Linked DNA regions of Mus musculus: all the other regions are linked to region 2. A link is a loop called in an ENCODE intact Hi-C map of the cell type or tissue named here. Cell type or tissue: left cerebral cortex. All regions are shown on one strand. Region 1 has its middle 89 kb from the start of Gm39312. Region 2 overlaps B3gat1 (beta-1,3-glucuronyltransferase 1 (glucuronosyltransferase P)). Region 3 has its middle 140 kb from the start of Gm30313.

Region 1 (5,000 bases), 640 kb before region 2:
GTCATAATATAGATGTACCATTAGGGCTGAGCACTTTGTAATCTCTTGTTATCTTACTTTTATTCTCTGCACATTGACCAGTTGTAAATCTCTATGCTAAAAACCATGTACTGCAAAAGAAAGCTTCTCTGAATAGGGCTGAGAGATGCTCTAATCAATAGGCTTAGTAATAAGTAATTAAGAGTTGGCTTAATAGTATGTCCACATCTCTGAAAAATAGTAGTAAGTTCTTTCTTAGGGTCTCTGATGTGTCTCACCACAGGTTCTTGCATGAGATAATGGCGTCAGGCATGATTTTCATCTTATGGAACTTGAACTAAATCAAATTAGAAAGTGATTATTTAGCCCCATAAAATTCATCCCACTTTACCCCAACACCTGTTCCATCTGTAATCTTCTGGGTCATGTCACTGGGCTGATCTATCAGTACCAAAGTCACAGGATCTCTATGACACAGGGCAACAACAGGATCTCCAAGAGGAGTCCCCATGAGGATCCAGTATTCACAGTATAGCACAAGCCCGATGCCTTGAAACAGACCAATGATTTATTGCAATGAACGTTTGCAAGATGTGTGAACAAAAGGGTGTCACAAAGTGACATACTACAGCTTCCACAACATGATGATTTTTGTTTTGTTTTTATTTTATTCTGTTTTATTTTATTTTATTTTATTTATTTTGTGCGGGAGGTTGAAGGGTGGAAGATGGATAAAGTGGATGGGGAGATGAATGGGATTGGATACATGATGTGAAATTCACAAAGAAACAATAAATAGTTTAAATTTTTATATACTTCTTTTCATTTTCTAAATCTTTCCCAAGTTTAGAATTATATGCTCAGTAAAAAAATGTGTAGACAATATCAACAATAAGTATGAAGGAAAATCCAACATTCACACTTCCCATAATTCCTTCATCCTAATATATTACTTTATTGCCAGTGTTTCTACCTATAAACAGTATATACTTCTTAACTACTTCATATGATTATTGAAATCTGTGTTCTTGTTTTTAAAATCCCAAAGCTAGCTGTCCCCTGAGAGGTTCTTTCTGCCAGAGCTTGACCAATACAGATGCAGATGCACACAGCCAACTCTCAGACTGAGCACAGGGACCTCAATGGAGGAGTTAGGGCAAGGACTGAAGAAGCTGAAGGAGTTTGCAACACCGTATCAAGAACAACAATATCAATCAATCAGAGCCCCCCTCCCCCCGCCCCGAAATCCCAGGGACTAAAACACCTACCAAAGCGTACACATGGAGGGAGCCATGGCTTCAGCTGTATATGTAACAGAGGCTTACCTTATCTGGCATCAATAACAGGGGATCCCCTTAGTCCTGTGGAGGCTTGTCGCCCCAGTGTAAGGGAATTCTAGGGTGGTGAGGCAGGAGTGGGTGTGTAGGTAGGGGAACACCATCACAGAAGCAGTGAGGGAGAAGGGATAGGATAAGGGGTTTATAGAGGGGAAATCAGCAAGGGGAATAACATTTGAAATATAAATACAATATAAACAATAACCAATTTTGAAAAAGTAAAATTAAATCGCAAATCTACAGAAAAGTAGCTAGGCAGTACAATGAACTTTCCCAAACTCTTTAGCTAGATTGCCAGTTTTAGTGTTTTACTATGTTTTCTTTGTATCTTAACTTCTATGTATGTATTTTCATGTACATATGTGTGTGCATATTTGCTTAGCTATTGACATAAATGTGAAACCATGAAAAATAATCATTCCACTCTCAAAAGTTAAACTTTCATTTTACTTTACTTTTCAATGCTAGGGTTTAAGTAAAGTTAGATATAGGCCAATCAAGTACTTCAACACTGAGCTACATTCACAATCCATTTTTAAATGTGAAGCATGTGAACATTTTTTGAAATTAATTCTGAACAAATAAGTTTTCTGTAAAGAACTTAGTCTCAAATTCCATAATAGTGCAATTTGACTTAATGTTTTTAGAACTATTCCCTATAAATGATAAACATGATTATATTAAAAACAATAAAACAGGAATACTGTCTTTTTAAAAACAAAAAACAAAAAAAAAAAAAATCATTCCACTCTCACACCAGTAGCCGTATCTTGTCAGGTTACAAAGCTGGATTGGATTGTAATTACTTTTCTCCTCTACCATTGAGGGTAGTAAGTTCCAACACTGTGAAACTTAGCCAGAATGGACAGAATTTCCAAGTCATACATGTTTTCTGGCACTGGGTTTCTTATTTATTAGCCTGAAATGTCTAAGAGGGGTATTGCCCACCCCCATGATAAGGTAACTCCATTTCAACTCTTTATATGTATGTATTTGAAGAAACTTCTACAGTAGCGGGTTTATACAGCAGTCGTTTCTACCTAACTTTCTCAAAGGTCTTTAGTGTTCATTTGCTCACACACATACAAATTCTACTTGATCCCATGCTCTCATTCATATCTCCAACCAACCCTCCCTGCTTTATTATTCTCTACTCCTTTTTCTCAACACTTGTACTCCATCTCTTCTTCCTTGAAAGTCCCATGCTGCCATCTGCTGGTTTGGTGACCTGTATTTAAACCCAATTATCCAGTTTCTAAGGTAATACCCACACCTGCCATTAGAGACTGCCCCACCTAGGGATCTGTCCCATCTGCAGACACCAAACCCCCACACTATTGCTGATGCCAAGAAACACTTGCTGAAAGGATGCTGGTATGGGTGTTCCCTGAGAGGTTCTATCAACAAAAGACCAACACAGATGCAGGTACTCACAAGCAACCATCGGACTGAGTCCTGGGACTGCAATGGAAGAGCTAGGGGAAGGACGGAAGGAGCTGAAGAGGATTGCAACCCCATAGGAAGAATGATGTCAACTAAGCAGACCACCTGAAGCACTCAGAGGCTAAACTACCAACCAAAGAGTATACATGGAGGGAAACATAGCTCCAGATACATATGTAGCAGAGGATGGCTTTATCTGACATCAATGGGAGGGGAAGCCTTTAGTCCTGTGGATGCTTGATGCCCCAGCATAGGTGGATGCTAGAGCCGTGAGGCAGGAGTGGGTGAATGGGTGGAGGAGCACCCTCATAGAGGCAAATGAGAGGGGTGAGAGGGGGATGGGATTGGGAGGATCTGTGGAGGGGAAACCTGGAGGGGGGATATCATTTGAAATGTAAGAGAATAAAATGACTAATAACAAAAAAGAAAACATGCTACTTTTGTCCTTTGGAGTCTGACTTTCCTCACTCAGAATGTTTGTTCAGGTCCTTCTATTCATTTGTGAATTTAGTATTTCATTTTTCTTTGCAGCTGAGTGGTATTCCATTGTCTAAATGTACCACATTTTCTTAATCCATTCATCAGGAGATGGACATCTAGGCTAGGTACATTTCCTGGCTACTATGATTAGGACAGCAGAGGACATGGGTGGGCAAATATCTTTGTAGTAAGATATTGAATGTTTGGGGCATGTGTCCAAGAATGGTAAATCTGGATCATATGGTAGATCTATTTTTAGCTTTTCTGAGGAAACAGCATACTTATTTCTGGTAGAAGTACATATATATTTTAATTTTGTTTGTAGGCTTAGAATTTTTTAAAACCTACTTTAATTATGATTCTTTAATGCTTCAAGCTCCCTTCCTACCACTGGTAAGAGAAAAGAAAGGTTAACAGAAAATGGGGGTTGTGGATTTGTTTAGAAATAGTTCTTTGAGGTGATTGCAACCTTCATTGCCAGCAGTCCAGTCCACTAGAAAACTGCAAACACAAATCAGTAGCAGCATCTTGATCCAGAAAAAATAGCAAAGATCTGCTGATTGGCACTAGTCCAAGAAGCAGCATGAAACAGCAGAAAAGCAAGGCACAGCAACGTAAGATCATTGTCAGTGAAGATCAGCATCAGTGAGGCCCAAAAATGACCAGCAAAGAGCTGCAAAGCAAACCAATCCAAGAGTGTTGTTCACTCTCTGTTGGGTTATGCTTATACACTTTCTTAACATCATGTGTCCTCTAGAGGATCCACTTCAGCAAAATGTCACATACCCTTTCACCAGGCAACTTCCAAAGAAACACCTTGAAAAGTCAACAAGGTCAATGCTGCCTCTGGAGGCATGCTGGTATCCATAACCCGGGGATGTGCTGGTATCCATGGTCTGTGATGCTGCCACATAGCATTTAGATGACCAGGGCCCATGTGAATGTCTATGGTTTGTGGAGGACTAGAAAGCAAATATGACAGAGGTGCATTATACAAAGTTCCTAAATAATCAATTAAGATATCATGTTGGGGAAAAACACCTCATTAGAAATTTGAGGGTACATGTACGGGAAAGAGTTGCTGACTGTATCTCTACTGACATAAAGAACATTAACATATGTTTTCATCATCTACATACAATTATGAAATCTAAACTACCTAATCTCAAATTCCTAACAATTCCCCTAATAGATTTCTCTTGGTGATGAGAGTATATAGTAATTGATCTCCATGATAAAAAGTACTTGATGAACCTAGGGGACATGGAGTCACTGGCTAAAGAAGAGATAAGTTCGGTTTTTTTTTAGAAGGAGGAACAAAATACCTATGGGAGGAGATACAGAGACAAACTGTGGAACAGAGACTGAAGGAAAGACCATCCAGAGTCTGCCCCACCAGGGGATCCATCCCATATATCATTACCAAACCCAGATACTACTGTGAATGCCAACTGGTGCATGCTGACAGGAGCCTGGTATAGCTGTCTCCTGAGAGGCTCTGCCAGCGCCTAAAAAATACAGAGTTGGATGCTCTCAGTCAACCACTGGACTGAGCACAGGGTCCTCAATAGAAGAACTAAAGGACTGAAGGAGCTGAAGGGGTTTGCAGCCCCATAGGAGTAACAGCAATATGAACCAACTAGTACCCCCATAATTCCTAGGAACTAAACCACTAACCAAAGAGTACACATGGAGGGACCCATGGCTCCAGCTGCATATGTGACAGAGGATGGCCTTGTTGGACATCAATGGGAGGATAGT
Region 2 (5,000 bases):
ACATTTCCAATGCTATCCCAAAAGTCCCCCCCACACTCCCCCACCCACTCCCCCACCCACCCACTCCCACTTCTTGGTCCTGGCATTCCCCTGTACTGAGGCATATAAAGTTTGCAAGACCAATGGGCCTCTTTCCACTGATGGCCAACTAGGCCATCTTCTGATAAATATGCAGCTAGAGACACGAGCTCGGGGGGAGAGGGGGGTACTGATTAGTTCATATTGTTGTTCCACCCTGTAGCTTTCAATAGCAGGTGAAAGAGCTCACTAGGCAAACCCTAGAGCCCACTCCCAAGCCAAGGTGCCACATTTCTGTTTGGCCTAGTGACATTTCTCTGCTCCTGGCTTTTTCTTAGGTGGAGAGCACTGAAATCAATCTCTGCCATGTAACAAATCCTATGCAATAGATCTTTTTTTTTAATTGTTTATATCCCTTTCAATTAGGTCAGAGTATCTGCCTACACTTTAGAGGTGACAGTGCTGTCAGAAAAGCTAAACAACGTGCCCAAAGTGACACATTAACCCAAGAGATTTATGCTAAATGATTGGCCAAGCAAAATATTTTTATGGGGCCTATTGTGCTCTTGCCTCTTGTATCCACTGCTCCAGAATTTGCTACTCTAGACCCTATCACAGATCCAGGGGCTCGTAGCAGACAATTACATTAAATTTTTGCCTTAGTACATCTGCAGACATTATGTTTCTGGGACTACAGGGTGTCATCCTGAATCCTGAAATCCTTGGCCAGTGCATCTTAGAATGCCTTGGTCCAAAGCTTCATCCCATCTTTTGCCCTTATATGTTACTAGAAGAACTGCTACCACTTGCTTTTCAAAAATGTCTCCAAGGGGAACCCGGGAGGCACCATGGCGTCCACTAGGGGCTTGGAATCAAGCATTCTGTTCTACTTGCAGCTCCAGCTCCACCTTGCCCCAAGCTGACACCCCTGTTGTTCCTACTTTCCCCACACAGGAACCTCCTTCTCAGACCCTGATCTTGGCCTGCCATCCTCTCCCATGGCTGATAGTCACTCTGAGGCAGACTCCAGAGGAACAACTCTTATGTATTCCGAGGGCTTCCAAGAGAGCCCAGCTTGATGTCAGGATAAAAGACAGAGAATTTAAGCACAGAATCCCAGACCTGTGGTCCTCTACAGCAACATGGCCAGGGGCTTAAAAGACCAGAGAGCTGGGGATTCCGGTTGCCAGCCAAGCCTGTGCTCGGCACATCTCCTTGGAAGCTTCCTACATTGATGGGGCTGTGTGAGCAGGGGACCCTGCCTTGGAGTGATACTGGGGTGAGGGAGGTCAGAAAACCCTACTGTGGAGTGCAGCATGGCTCTCCATGGCTCCCTGCTCTTGGGCCTAGCATGACTATACAGCATGTGCCCAGCCAGGACATTCTGAAGACCAGAGAGCAGCCTGGGGCATGAAGATGCCCCAACACTCCTCTTTCACACCTGCTCTTCCTCAGAGCTGCTCCCAAATCAGAAATACCTCTGGCTCTCCTCTGGTTCATGTTTACAGGACATAAGGCTGTCTTGGATCCCACCTGGCACCCTACCCTGCATTGGGGGAGCCTGGGCCTTCCTACAGCTCCCCCTGTACCTCAGGCTGTAGGAGAACAAAGCCCTTTCCCATGTCCCTCAAGCCTCCTGCGCCAGAATCGGCAAGGTGGTGGGCTTAGAGCCAGCACAGGTCATAGATCGACCTGGATTAAGAACCAAGTCACCCCAGTGTCCCCACTGCCTCTCCAGTACCCCTGGGCTGCAATGCCCCTTGCTGGGTTTGGACTGAGGAGACAATTGCCCTCTTCCTGAAACCCCTAAGAATCACAGATCTCGGGGCGCAGATAACAATAATAAAGAGGCAGAGCTCTTCCTGAAAAAATGTGAGACCCAGCAATCCCAGTCCTTTCCTGAGCCGATTCTGTGAGGGCTGCATTAGAATGGGCTCAAGGTCAAGAGCAGGAAATGTCTACACACTGAGAGGAAGGGCGACCTGAGCACATACTGCTTTAGAAATCACTCTGTCTCACACAAAATGGGAAAGCTTGCAAAGCCAACCCGCCTCGTGCCCACTGCCCCTTCTCCACCCCGGACAGAACAGTATGCTCACGCTGTTGCACCTACCCAGCCGCCCAAAAGAACCATCTGCCTGGGTGTTCAGCATCTGAGAGGCCCCTGGTCCTGGCTACATGGGGCCCTCTGGTGGTAATCTCACTCCAGCTCCTACAAGTTGGAAGCACAATTTTCCTCCCAAGTGGGGGAAAGGAAAGGGCGCAAGCCCACTGAAGAGGCGTTTATTTTTTAACTGCTAACAGCTCCCCCCACCCCGCACCTTCCCCCAGTTCCCCCTCCCCCCGCGCTCCATTAAAACTCATAGGACAGGCCCGGGAGTCATTCCGAATCCACTCTCGGGTGGATGAGACTCAGTCCACACATCTAACTTTCAGAGAATAGCATCAGCTGCCTATGTTGAAATGAATTTAACTTCTCACAGTCTTCAGGACACCACCTGATGGGATCAGACCCCACAGCCCCCTGTAGGACATCTCCCCCTAGCCATTTATACTTTGGATATTGTTTTGGAAATTTACTCCTTGGCATCAAATGAGAGGCACCGGGAATTTATCCGATGGGTGAATTTATGTCTGGGCACCCTACTGCTCATTCATAGAAACTGTCAGTGAATGCCAAGGTCAAACGGGCTGCTAAGGCTGCCTTCTTAGCCAAACTCAGTGCTCTTTTTAGGAAACTGAAAAAAAACAAAACAAAACAAAACAAAAATGGGGATTTTTACTTTTCACGTTTTGGCAGATGCTACTTCAGTTGTTTTCATGTAATGTCCTCCCTTCACTGCATGTGTATTTATTTAAAATTATAACCCTGGTGGACTGCGGCCTTCATCTCTGTTGGGAATGAGTTTGTTGCAAATCAGAACTGGGTCCATGATGACAACTTTCCCTCCAAACCCAGGCTGCAACCCCGCTCCCTCGATGGAAAGCCCCACCACAGAAGAGTTAAGCCAGGGGTTCAGGAGCACCATGGGCAAAGGCTGGTGTGAGGGTGGGGCCCAAGCTGCTGCGCCATCTGGTCTGTTTTTATTTAACTGTATTTAATTTGTTTTCAAAATTAAAAGTCAAATATGGTTTTTAACAGTTGTAATCCTCTTCAGCCCCTGTCTTATTTTAGTCTTGTTTATTAATTGAACTGTCCAACAAATATTTACCAGATGCCTGCTATGAACAGGCATTCTTCAGGGACCCAGCACGTAGAGGTCTTCATGGGGCTTACCCACCAAATACAGGAGACCGTGATAACAATGCAGCATCTCAGATGTGAGCTGCTGTCGGGAGAACAGCAGAGCTACTGTCGGGGGAACAGTAGAGCTGCTGGGAAAGGTGGGAGGGAGCAATGGGGTGGGGGGGCTGGGGTTCCATGAAGCATAGAGAGAAAGTCCTTCTTCATACGGGAATGGGAACCAAACAGCAACATGCCAATGTGCAGCTGAGGCAGACAATCCAGATAAAAGTGAAGTGTCCCCAACTGCAGAGTTTCCCCCATACATATAGTTCAGCAAAAAAAAAAAAAAAAAAAAGCAATGTGACTGCAACTGATCAGGCCAGGGAGGGGTGGGAGTGGGGTGACATGGGAATAAGAAAGCCTGGGACCATTTGGCCTCCAAAACTAGGGTAAAGTTTTTGGTTTCTACACTAAGTGAAACCAGAATCCACTGATGGAACGGACTGACCTTCAAGAAAAACCACTTTGTTTATAGAGCTGAGGACAAGTGGTCCAAGTTAGGGGGCTGGGGAGGCAGCCCCTGCAATATACCACCTACAAGATGATGGTGGGTTGGAGGAGGGCAGAGAGGAGCATCTGTCTTCCCAGCTTAAGAAGGGGGTTGTGTGTGGAATGAAGAGACAAGAGCCCAAATCACCTGGGACACACAATGGAATTTCTGTTTGTTTGCCCTGGACGGTGTGCAGGAGAGGTCACATAAGGGAGAGTGAAGTTGTGTTTCTGACCTTGTCATACACATATGCCATAGATAGTGAGGGACAGCTGTCTGTGTGCCTGCCTCAAAGATTGGGAACAGACACTGGAGGGTGCTGGTGTCCCACAGGAGTGGTCCCACACAGTGAGTAGACAAAAGGAAGGGAGAGTGAGTGAGCAGAGTCTCAGAGTAATTGGATGTTGGTGAGAGGAACTCTGGAGGGGCTGAGATCAGGTATGTGGTTCACAGGCTCTGCAAGAACTAGTCAATTCTGGAGAGCTAAGGTCGGCTGCACATGCTAGAGAGGTAGAGAAAAAATGTTACTACAGAAAGACCTTATCTGGATACATACCTAATGGTGTATGCATGAAACCGACTCCCGGGCTTCTTCACTCCTTTACAGAGGATGCTGTGTAAGATTCCTTTATATTCCGACTGCCTGTCACACTTCTCAGCACAGCCCTGCTTAATTCAGCTTTGCAGAAACCCGCTCTTATGTAATGCAAGACAAAGTGACAATATGACACTGCTCTCTGGCTCTGGCTCTGCTCAAGTAGCCCTGGACTCCTCTGCATCTTAGCAGGATGCTTCATCTTCCGGGCATCGCAGAAGAAATTGGCAAGAGTGGGGAAACTTGGGGGCTTGGCAGGCCTTGCTCTGTAGGCATCAGCTACAAGTTTCACTTTGAAAGGCTTCCTCTGAGGGTGAGTAGGATGGCTCAGTGGGTAAAGGCACTCTCCACCATCCCTGACAATTTGACTTTGTTCCCTGGGACACAAGGAGAGCCAACTCCCACAGCCTGCCCTCTGAACAGTCACACATCACATCATGGCTCTCATACACCTCATTTCCCCAGACACAAAAACAGATAATTATCAAGTGATTTTATTTTAAATTTTTAAGACAAATAAAAGGCTTTTTAAAAAAGGTTCCTTTGAGTTGGGCATGATGCTACAAGCCTGTAATCTCAGAAGTTGGGAAGCTAAGGCAAGAGAACCAGAA
Region 3 (5,000 bases), 350 kb before region 2:
ATTTTTCAGGTGTGATCTGTTACTTGATGGGGCAGGGTTTCCAGGTTTCTTTAGTTTGATCTTGGCCTACGTCTCCCCATATCCTCTCTTGTCATGGGATCCCATGCAATTTAGACTGCTTTTTTCCATCTTTTCTTTTCTTTTTTTTTTTTTTTTTTGATTGGTATGTGTCTTAGTTTGGTTGGTTTTTTTTTCCATTTTTTATTAGGTATTTAGCTCATTTACATTTCCAATGCTATCATACACACACACACACACACACACACACACACACACAATTTGCCAAAGATACCATAGCATTTCCATAGCAACCAACTCATCTGCTAAGTCCTGTCTTTCTAATGCTATAATGGTCCTTAAAGCATGGGGAAGTTCACCATATCCTGGGTAGGAGGGCTCAGAACTTGGCAAGTTTGCAAACAAGGCCTGATTTCTTCATGTGTCTTTTTTTTTCCTGTGACTTTTAACAAAACTGATAGGGAAAGAAGCTATTTTAATTCTGCCAAGAGCATAATTCTGTTGGGGTTCATATAAACCCACCTCAAGGTAGCTGGACAAGAGAACAAAACTGCAAATGTACTTCCTTGGCATATTTGAGATCAGTTGTACTGAGAAACTATAGGCATGAGAGTAGCTCTGAAAAGTTCCTTTTCAAAGGAAAATGTGTATCTGTAAAGGAATATACTAACACTATATTAACAAAAAGTATTGTGTCAGGAAAAAGGCACCTCAGACAACTCTTACTACGTGGACATGGAAACTCTCCAAGAGTGATGTTAGGACATAATTACACAGGTTCTCCCTACATGGCCCCAAGATACCTTTTTCCAAAAGCCCACTCAAGCAAAGCTAAATTAGAGCTTAGAAATCTTATCTATGTAATGCAAAGAATGTTACAACAAGTTCATGAAAATATATGGCCCAGAAATTCCTGCTGCTCTTATGATGACTTCACGGGACACCCAATCAGATGAAGGGGCCAGCTCTGCATCCACTGAGGAGTCATCTCTCCCCACGATGTCCTCAGACTACACCTAGTTAGATGGGTGAGAAAAACAGCAAGCTCATGAAGCAGAGTCCAGCAGGAATATAATACTAATATACTAATATACTAATGGGCAGAGGACAGTCAGTGAAGCACATCATGCCACAGGGCCCTCAATGCTGGAACTCACTTTAACTTTCTTTCATCGTGCATATTTTATAAAGGAATCAAAAACAACAAATCTGCACTTCCAAAGGTTTGAGAAATGTCTTTACAATCCCTCTGAGCCAACGCTATCAAGCAATGATTCAACACTTTGCAAATCACAAAAGATGCGTTTGGAAATGAGGATGTAGTTTGACCCTAGGACCACGTATGGTCATCAGAAAAGACCCAGTGTGGTCTCTTCATCTGATGAGCTTACCAGTGCAGAAGCATCATCCGCTGTTCTTTGTGGGCCTGGAACATACCCATCTTTTGGCATAGATGGCTTAGAAAGGGAGGAGCCAAGAGTAGATGCCCAGAAATCACAAGTAAATTAGCTTATAGAGTTAATGCAACTCCAGGAAAAATGCCAGCACTATTTGTTTACATTAATGAGCTATACTTAAAATTCCTGTAGCGGTGTAAATGACTGAGAATAGACAAGATGATCCTGAAGAATACAAACAACATTGAAATATATAACCAGATATCAAGTCATAATATAAGACTAAATCACTTCAAATGACATGTCTTTGACTCAAGAATAAACAAGTCAGCCAGTAGGGTAGAGTACGAAACTCAGATAAGAAGACATCCACAAGGGGTTGCCTGATTTTTACCTTCTACAGCTATGAATAACAACAAAAATGTGTTCTGCAACACAGTAGGAGATAGGACAATATTTTCAATGGAATATATTCAGGCCGTGTGTGTGTGTGCATGTATACATTCATGTGTATGTATGTACACATTTCTGTGTGTACATGTCTGTGCCTATGTCTGCTTGTGATGTGTGTACACATCACATTCAGGCACATCACTCACATCCATACTATATACATGAACCAAGCTTTGTGGACAGTGGTGAAAAACAAAGGAGAGACCTAGAAATACACATGATTTCTCTGCAGGACACAGATTCACTGTGAAAGCAAAGAAACTGAAAGTGGATCAGCTATATTCTCTTTAACTAAAACTTCAGATAATGACATAATTAATCCTATAACCAAACAATCAAGAGCTTTAGACTACCCTCATACACATGCTCACACATACACATAGATACATATTGTAAGCACTGAAGAATGCCACAGTGGGCCAGCATGCTGAGGGATTCTGGGAAGGATAATCCAACCATTAATAAATGTGTCCAGCACAGACACCAAAAGGACAAGTCCATCCAAACCCAAATTCAAATGACTGAGTCAGAATAGCTTCATGTGGCAAGAAAGGGGAGGTGACCTTGGCAAGGCTGGGGAAGTAGAGATATTGAACACTATCCATAATAACTGTTGGCAGGAGTTTAAGTGATGTTTTTAAATTTTGTAATCTCTTAAGTCACAGCTACCCTAGTCAATAAGTAGTCAATAACTATTGAACTTCTGCTAGGAAATCAGTTGCCAAACTGTAAAAGCAATTAATGCTTTCATTCACAAAGCTATCATTGTACAGAAATGAGATAGGGGACATGCCTAAGGGCTTGAGAAAAGAGTACTCAATTGTAGCAGAAGGAAACCCTTAGTAGTAGGGCTCTGGAATGGGGAGAAAACTGATTTTAGCCACTGGAAGGAGCCATTGATGTACCCAGAAAATAAGGAAATCAACCTTGCTCCCATAGCTGTTAGCTGCTGCATAGCCTCTTAGTATCTGTTTTACATGTTAATAGAGTCTCAGCAGAGCTGGGCTCACAGCACTGTTTCCCATTTGCTCCATCCTCACTGCCACACAAAATAAATGCCATACCCAGCCTCTGAGCCAGTCCCATCCCTTGCTCAGATAGTCTCAAGTCACACATGAAGACTGAGAAAACAAAAAGGTGTCAGGTCCCAAAGAGTAAAGGAGCGAAAACTAACAAGAGAAAACAGACAGCAAAAATAGGTCCTAACATCGAACCTCAGACAAGATCAACAAAAAAAAATGAAGATGGGCAAATGTGCAAGGAGAAGCATGGGCATAGCCAATGAATTATTGATTGATTTTCTTTTTTTTTTTTTTTCAATAAGCCAGTAGAGAGGAGATAGCACTGGGGCCTGTTGGGTTGATTCCAGATGTATTATTATGTGTGAAATTATCTAGGCACGACAAAAATAATTTTTAAAGAAATAAAACACTCTGATTTTCTAGGTAATAATAATAGCTGTGCATGTTGTAAACTACAAGAATGTGTTAAGAACTTCGCATTTCTTGTCATCATTCTTTCTTGCTCTCTTGCTATGAAGAAAAGGGTGTGTGTGTGTGTGTACATGTGTGTGTACATGTGTGTGTGTGCATGCATGCATGCCTGTGTGCATACTCTTTTTAAAAATTATTTTATTTATTTACATCCCAAATGTAGCCCCCTCAGCACCCATCCAGAGTTCTTCAGTCCATCCCCCTCCCCCTCCCCCTCCCCCTCCCCTTGTCCCTCTCCCTCCCCTCTGAGAGGCTGCCTCACCCTAGCAACCCCCTTCTCTGGAGCATCAAGTCTCTATAGGATTAGGTGCATTCTCTCTCACTGGGGCAGACAAAGCAGTCAATCATTTACTACATATTTGCCAGGCAGGTGGTGCTCAGGCCAGCCACTATATGCTCCTCCGTTGTTGGCTTAGTTTCTGGAACCTCTCAGGGGTTCCAGGTTAGTTGACATAGTTAGTCTTCCTATCTATAGAGTTGACATCCTCTTTGGTTCCTTCAATCCTTCCCCTTACTTAAGTATCTGCATCTGTCTTAGTCAGCTGCTGGTAGAGCCTCTCAGAGGACAATCATGCTAGGCTCCAATGTGCAAGCATAACATAGCTTCAGTAATAGTGTCAGGGTTTGGTTCCTACCCATGGGATGGGTCCGAAGTTAGGCCAATCATTGGTCAGCTATTCCTTTAGTTTCTACTCCATTTTGTCCCTGTGTTTCTTTTGTATGATCATTCTATATATTTCTACCTTTTCTCCCTGTCTCTCCCTTCTGTTTGAATCTTCTAAGCTTCACAGTTTCTCCCTGTCATCCTTCCCAGCCTCTCTCTGCCCTCTGTTTTCTTCCCAGAGGAGACTCGGCATTCTGCTTGCCTTTGCAAGCTCTTTCTTGTCTTCTTTGCTCCACAGTTCACTTCTTGAACCTTCTGTCCTTGCCATCCCTCACAAACCTTGCCAGCCTTCCAGAATCTCTGTACCTTGGCAGATCCATCTCTGTATTGGAGAGCAGACCAGCAGGTCATGCCACCCTCCCTGGACTTCCCTGGGAACCACAAAGTCCAGAATCCACAATGAGGAATCCGGATCTTCAGTCTGATAGGGTACATTCAGCCTGAGCAAGATGTGAGGAGGAGGGCAGTGATAGAGAACTGCTAGCCCGAAAATCTTCCCCTGGTGACATAACCAAAATCAGTCTTTAACTAAGAGAAATACTTTTCCTTTCCTTCTTAGATGAACTTAGACCTTCTGCAATCCCTTAACTAAAGACTTCTCTTTTCAGATGTCTTTTCCCTCCTCTGTGGAAAGGCATACACTGGCTCTGAGTTCTAGCACAAAGTTTGTCCCTTATAACTTCAGAAAATGTGAGGTAAAACAAAGTAGTTTGTCCACTGCATATTGCAAAACACTGGCTCATATCCAGATCTTCTCTCAAAATACTAAATATAGTATGAAAAAGTGGGTTTGGGTGACTGTAAAGTATGTGGTATCTATTTTGCAGGTTAAGCCTAAACCCTGCTTTTAAATCTCAGTAATTTAGTCTATTTTAGTGTTTCATATGTTAGTTGTGCCTGCACATGAATGAACAGAACTTGGGGAGAGGGAAGTTAGTGGTCAGGGAAAGTAAAAAGAGGGTCCCAAGTGGCTCA

What was found. Hi-C counts contacts between places; a loop is a spot of excess contacts. Peaks named below come from ENCODE experiments on the same cell type or tissue, not always from the same donor. Only the 100,000 strongest peaks of a DNase experiment are listed, where the experiment ranks them.
Region 1: a loop joins it to region 2, with 2.6 times the contacts of the local background. A loop is called at or near these places in 3 of 42 quality-filtered maps.
Region 3: it touches region 2 in a loop (2.3-fold over the local background); 2 of 42 quality-filtered maps call a loop at or near these places.

What each region holds. Positions count from the first base shown.
Region 1 is chr9:26,119,660-26,124,659 of GRCm38, forward strand. No RefSeq gene overlaps it. Among named protein-coding and RNA genes, the nearest start is that of Gm39312, 89 kb to the left of the region's middle. In left cerebral cortex, a CTCF peak has its summit at 2,549 (motif pointing left); DNase peaks (open chromatin) are centred at 2,535, 3,479 and 3,832.
Region 2 is chr9:26,758,177-26,763,176 of GRCm38, forward strand. B3gat1 (beta-1,3-glucuronyltransferase 1 (glucuronosyltransferase P)) reads left to right here. Exons shown (of 7, transcript NM_001310766.1): 7 at 973-3,174. It overlaps Glb1l2 (galactosidase, beta 1-like 2), which reads right to left. Exons shown (of 19, transcript NM_001310768.1): 19 at 4,868-5,000. Among named protein-coding and RNA genes, the nearest start is that of B3gat1, 27 kb to the left of the region's middle. In left cerebral cortex, CTCF peaks have their summits at 855 and 2,203 (motif pointing left); DNase peaks (open chromatin) are centred at 1,320, 2,159 and 4,437; H3K27ac peaks cover 742 bases.
Region 3 is chr9:26,411,305-26,416,304 of GRCm38, forward strand. No RefSeq gene overlaps it. Among named protein-coding and RNA genes, the nearest start is that of Gm30313, 140 kb to the right of the region's middle. In left cerebral cortex, a CTCF peak has its summit at 2,762; a DNase peak (open chromatin) is centred at 2,852.